Regions from separate parts of the Homo sapiens genome. Here region 2 is linked to region 1. A link is a loop called in an ENCODE intact Hi-C map of the cell type or tissue named here. Cell type or tissue: GM12878. All regions are shown on one strand. Each heading gives the region's core, and the rest is flanking DNA. Links, peaks and the distances in the headings are about the cores only. Region 1 overlaps TMTC1 (transmembrane O-mannosyltransferase targeting cadherins 1). Region 2 overlaps TMTC1 (transmembrane O-mannosyltransferase targeting cadherins 1).

Region 1 (2,914 bases), core at 165-2,664:
TAATATAATTTGCAAAAGTAACTACATCACACAAAAAAACTGACTCATCCCAGAGCCTTTTGGAGAATTTGCTGTAAAATATGGTAGAAGGGCTTGGTAGTAAATTCAGTGAACTAGAGTAACAGACTCAGAGGAAGAAACTGCGGCAATCAGTGCATCCTTTGTTTTAAACATATTGCTTTCCTTATGAGATGAGACGGAAGGAAAATGTGCTATTCGCATCTGAAAACAGGCTAAACCAAGCACTAGGCAATATGTGAGATGGGAATCTCAATTTATTTACAATCTCAATTACTAAGGCATATTGCTTTAGCACCTTATATATGAAGTGTGACAATAAAGTAATGAGATCAGTTTTTTTGTTTGGTTCATAAACTGGGACTAATGCAAATGGAAATTCCAAAATAAGAGTTCCTAAACAATGTGGAGAATTTGCAAAATGAATGGAGTAAGTTTATAAATGAGATTATCCATTTCAAAAGATCTAACACTCATTTTTATATGTAAATTTATTAACTATAGTCATAGCACTTGATCTTCACAGCTCATATAGACAAATATATTAATTTGGTGACAGAATTAAACATTGACAAATATTTGTGTTTTCCCTATTCTTTGTGTTTCACAAAAAACTTAAAATACAAATATACATTTTGTTTTAAGACATTTTGGGAAAATATTTGTTACCCCTTAATATCAGCATTCAGTAATTGATTTAAGAAGAAAACTCTAAGGTTTGGGTTCTTTTTAGTGATGAAACTGCCTTTGCAAAAATTATAACTGAGGAAATTACGACAGTAAAAGAGATCAGACATAACCAACTCCATCTTGCTTCTAACTTTTAAGCTGTCCTTGTTCATTCCTGAGTGTCAGCCCAACTAACTTTGGGAAGGAATTCAGTTCATAGTTTGACTCTGAAACAAAATTGAGAATAGCCCTTTCCCAAAAAGATCCCCTTCTTGCCTGGGACCAGTCTGCCTTTGTAGGACTAACAGATCAGCTACAAGATTAGAAATTATGGTTTAGGAGTCATGCAGCCTTTGCTGCAAGAGTCTGAACCTCCCCAAATTGCTCCTGGGAATAACATCACTATTGTAAAACCTAAGCTCAGTGCTTGAGATATTTTGCACTTGATGCACCAGCTGACACCACCCAGACCAGCAATCTGGCTCAACCAGTTCTGAGATCCCACCCAAGAACAGAAGACAGCAAGAGAAATTCACTTCGACTTCCTGTGGTTCCATCTCCAACCCAACTAATCAGCACTCCCCACTTCGCAAGCCCCTACCCGCCAGATTATCCTTAAAAACTCAGGTCCCCAAAAGGGAGACTGATTTGAATAATAATAAAACTGGTTTCCCACACAGCTGGCTCTGTGTGAATTACTCTCCCTCCATTGAAATTCCCCTGTCTTGATAAATCAGCTCTGTCTAGGCAGCAGGCAAGGTGAAACCCGTTGGGTGGTTACAGTGACTGTCAAACTGACCATTACCGGAAGCCAAAACTGAGGAAACAATTCTCAATCACTCAGATCTTAGAATAGATGGAGAAACTTCTCAGGATGTTTCATAAGACATGATGAGGAAGTCATACGGTAACAACTCATACACCCAAAAGTAGGAAAAAAAAAAAAAAAAAACCTACTTCCCACAATGGTGTACTGGAGGTCTGAGAGAGGACACAAGTGAGTGTGCTGTACAAATAGAACTGTGTTGGAAGGAAAAACATGAAATTCGGGATTATTTAGTCAACACTAAGAGGCTCCAATGGAGCTACTGCTGTGTCCAGAGGGTCGCACATCACCTCTGTAAAAGGCATTATAGAAGACCTTAACAAATCGAAGAAAAAAGCTATGAACAGATAGGAATGTTCTCTTTGTAGAGACTAGACAAGTGTAATTAATAATAAAAGCACTCTCAGCTCATGAGCACATTGTGATATAAATGAATGACCTCAGTAGACATTGTCATTACTCTCAACAAAGAATGTTCAAATTATTACCAATGTTTTCAGTGTGCTTGTGTCTTTATTCCCCACTGATAACATTACAAGAATATGCTTTGGCTTTCCAAACAATACAATTTATTCTCTTTAATAATTCTTCTTTTTCCTCCCTTTCACATAATCATACCACTTTATTCTCATTGCTTCCCATCAACATCATCTTTATTTCGCTTTTCTTCTCAATTCTTCTTATAATCTTTCTCTCCTCTATTGTTTGTTCTATGCCATGCTTGGTTAGGAAAAAATAATACACAATTGTGCTCTGAGGGCCAACGAAATGAATTAAGTTCACCTGAAAGCTTCAAAGGACACAGTCAATATCATCAGTCATTAGTCAAAATGAGATACCACTTCCCACGCACTAGAGTGGCCATAATCAAAGAGGTAGACAATAAGGAGTACTGGTGAAAATGTGGGGAAACTGGAACCTTTATACATTACTGGTAGGATATGTCAACTGGTACAAGCAGTTTGGAAGAGTTCAGCAAAAATTAAAACATTCCTTTACTATATAAAGTGGCAATTCCTTCCTTGGTATTCATCTTTCCAAGAATATAAAAATAAATATCCACACAAACACTTATATGTGAATGTATAGAGTATTATTCACGACAGCCCCAAATGAAAACCATCCAAATGTCCACTTACAGGTGAATGGATAAACAAAACATTTATAAACAAAATACAAGTGAACACGATTCAGCAATAAAAATAGAAGAAAGTAGTAATACATGTTATAACATAGATAAACCTTAAAAACATCATACTACATTAAAGAAGCCTGACACAAAATAACACGTTTTATTATTATATTTATATGTAATGTCTAGAAAAGGCGAATCTACAAAAACAGAAAGCAGATGAGTGATTGCCTGGGGCTGGGATTAGGAGTGAAAACTGACTGCAAATG
Region 2 (2,914 bases), core at 171-2,670, 59 kb after region 1:
ACACACACGTCTGAAAAGAAAAATGAACATTCCTCCCACTAACAACCTTTTCCCCATTTCTTCATTGGCAAATTTATTGAAAATGTTCCATCTATGCTTAATTTCCAACACTTTCTTATCATCCACTCATCAACTGATCCATGTCACAAATATTTAAGCAGCTGTTATCGGCCAGACACTGTGACAGGAGCTGGCAACACATCTATGAGACACCCTGGCATGAACCTGCCCTAACCAAGTTCATAGTCACATGGCAGCCTAGCTTCTGTCCCACCTTAAACATCTCCAGTGATCTCTGTACTCCTTTAGCCTCCATTTAAAAAATTCACGATTTCCCCAATTGTTTCACCTTCTTTCCCTCCATGGCCCTCAACAAAAATGTCCAGATTTTCTCAGTGTTTTAACCCTTTATTCCTCTTCCCTTTTCCTTGGGAATTTCATGCATTATTATGATTTTATTCTCTCCCCAACCCCCAGAAAATCTATTACTCCCCTAATTTTTCCACTTAGTAACTAATGCCACCATCCACCCACCTGGTTAAGCCAGAAACTTGGAAATCCTTGTTTCCTTCCTTTCCCTCTCCCCATCATCACAAACATTAATTAGCGAGTCCTATTGGGTCTGTATCAGAAATGTATCTCAAATCCACCTCATCTCTTCATTGCAGTTTCCATGACTCTCAGCTAAGACCCCCTTTCCCTCACTCAGCTTGTGTGAAAGCCTCCTAACCCTTTTCCCTCCTTCATGATTGCCCCCAACAGCCTGCACCACGAAGAGGCCAGAGGGAACGTTTTTAAAAGAAATGTTATCATAACTGTCTATACACACACACACACACACACACACACACACACAAACTCCAGTATCTTCCCATTCCCCTCAGAATAAAATCCAAACCTGCTTCCACAGCCAGCACAGCCCTTCACCTGTGCCCTGCCCCCTCCTTGCCCTCACCCCTTCTCCTCCCAATTTGCTATGATCCTCAAGCCTGGAACCCTCTGCCAGATCCCTGCACATCTTCACTGGCAATTCACCTCATTCAGGAGGATTTGGAAGCCTTCCCTGGCCAACCAACCCAAATGCCCCCAGGCTAAGCCATCACTCTCCATCACACCCTGCCTAACTCTCTTCTGAGCACTCACATTGTTCAGTCAGTGTTGATTATTTATTGTCTACCTTCCTCTACTAGAAGAAAAGCTACACAAGAGCAAGGACCTTGTCTTTCTTATTTACCAGGACACTCCTGGTGCCTAGAACATGCCTGGCACTTGTCAGCCCCTCAACAGATATTTATTGATGAATGAACAAAAGAATGAATGAATGGGGCAAGATAAAAAAACAAACATAGGCAAAGGCAAGAATAACTGGAAACAAAGACTGCAGAAAGAGGGAGTTTTAAGGGACTACACAGAAGAGTAACAACAGCAATCTGAAGTGGTAAAGTGCTAATCTTATGAATGGAATTTCCATATGTTAAACTAATTGAGAGGTCATTAGGCTAAGGTGACTCTGGCACCCTGCATCCCTACATCAGCAGAGAAACTCAACTCAGTGTAAATGGTAAAATGAAACCAAGCTTAACCACTAACTAACCTCTAACTAGGGACTTTCCACTGGAATGATCCACATAGGGCTACTACTCCCCTTTAACCAATCAAATATTTCCTTTGCTCTGTTTCTGCGTTTGCCCTATAAAAGCTTCCCCACACCCTGTCCCAGCAGGGGAGCCCCAAAGCACTGGCAGTCTGGAGCTGCCCAATTCATTATTCACTGTCTGCTCAAATAAACTCTTTAGCTTTTTAATGTGCCTCAGTTTATCTTTTAACATATATCTGTTATATTCTGACTTGTCTGTGGCCTGAAACATTTTAGAGACAGCCTAATTTAGGGAGCAACACCTGTGCTGATAAATCCATGCTAATTTTCACAGCTAGGTCAAAATATCACAAAAAAGGAAGAAAATAAAGACAGTCATGTGCTGTAAAGATTTTCATACATCTTCAAAAACATTTCAGAAAGGAAGAGTCCTCTGGGTTTCCTCCCATATTTGGACTGTAATAAATTCAGATCAAACACAAAGAGCAGAGAGAGAGAGGCAGGAGAAGGGGAGGGAGAACGTTCTCCTCCCCCAGGAAACGTAGGGCGCCCATCTTCTGATGCCTGAGGCTGCAGGGACCCACACCCCATCACAGGCAGGCAGCAGGGCTTCCACTTGCTTCCTCTAACTACTCCTTTCTTATCCATTAGAATATAGGGAAGGAAGGGAGGGAAATAGGGACAGGAAGAAGGGGGTAAGGAGGGAAGCATGAAGAGAGGGAGGTCACAGTGTGCTGACTCAGTGCTTCACTTCCCCAGGCATCCCAGGCTGCACTAGGTGATGCTGGACATTGAAAACATGCAGGGACCAAGAAACCCAGCCCAGTACCTCATCATGGACCACACAGCTCGTGGGGACACTGGGAATCCACTGCTCTTGGGTTCTGGTGGCAGTGGAGAGTGGCAGCCACCCCAAGCTCCTTTGTGAGGGAACCGCTGCTGCTTCCCATTCTCCCGGTGAGGATGGCCTGGCAGTGAGGAGGGCTGGGGGCTCCCGGGCTGCTGTGGGCTGCGTGGACAGAGGGCCCCATTGCTCCTGTTGTGCATGGAATTGAGGGAAAACAAAGTCAACCAGAATGACAAGGCTTACAACAACCGATAGCAGTAAACTGCCCCACCCACAAGTCTTGCTTCCTGGAAACAACCATTCTCAAGTCTTTAGCCCTTGTGTTTCTGATATTTACTGCCATATTATTAAAACAACATAATTATGAATGTTTTTTCAATTTTAGACCTTATCGTATTGACCTAGTATAGAACACTGTAACTCAGTCTTTGTTAGATGGCCACCAACACACACACACACACACACACTCA

The links. Peaks named below come from ENCODE experiments on the same cell type or tissue, not always from the same donor. Only the 100,000 strongest peaks of a DNase experiment are listed, where the experiment ranks them.
Region 2: a loop joins it to region 1, with 3 times the contacts of the local background. A loop is called at or near these places in 2 of 110 quality-filtered maps.

What each region holds. Positions count from the first base shown.
Region 1 is chr12:29,690,100-29,693,013 of GRCh38, forward strand. The region is part of intron 5 of TMTC1 (transmembrane O-mannosyltransferase targeting cadherins 1); the gene reads right to left. Among named protein-coding and RNA genes, the nearest start is that of TMTC1, 92 kb to the right of the region's middle. In GM12878, for the core only: no CTCF peak of the experiment used is centred there; DNase peaks (open chromatin) are centred at 1,492 and 2,292.
Region 2 is chr12:29,749,240-29,752,153 of GRCh38, forward strand. TMTC1 (transmembrane O-mannosyltransferase targeting cadherins 1) reads right to left here. Exons shown (of 18, transcript NM_001193451.2): 5 at 2,427-2,633. Among named protein-coding and RNA genes, the nearest start is that of TMTC1, 33 kb to the right of the region's middle. In GM12878, for the core only: no CTCF peak of the experiment used is centred there; a DNase peak (open chromatin) is centred at 1,562; H3K4me3 peaks cover 414 bases.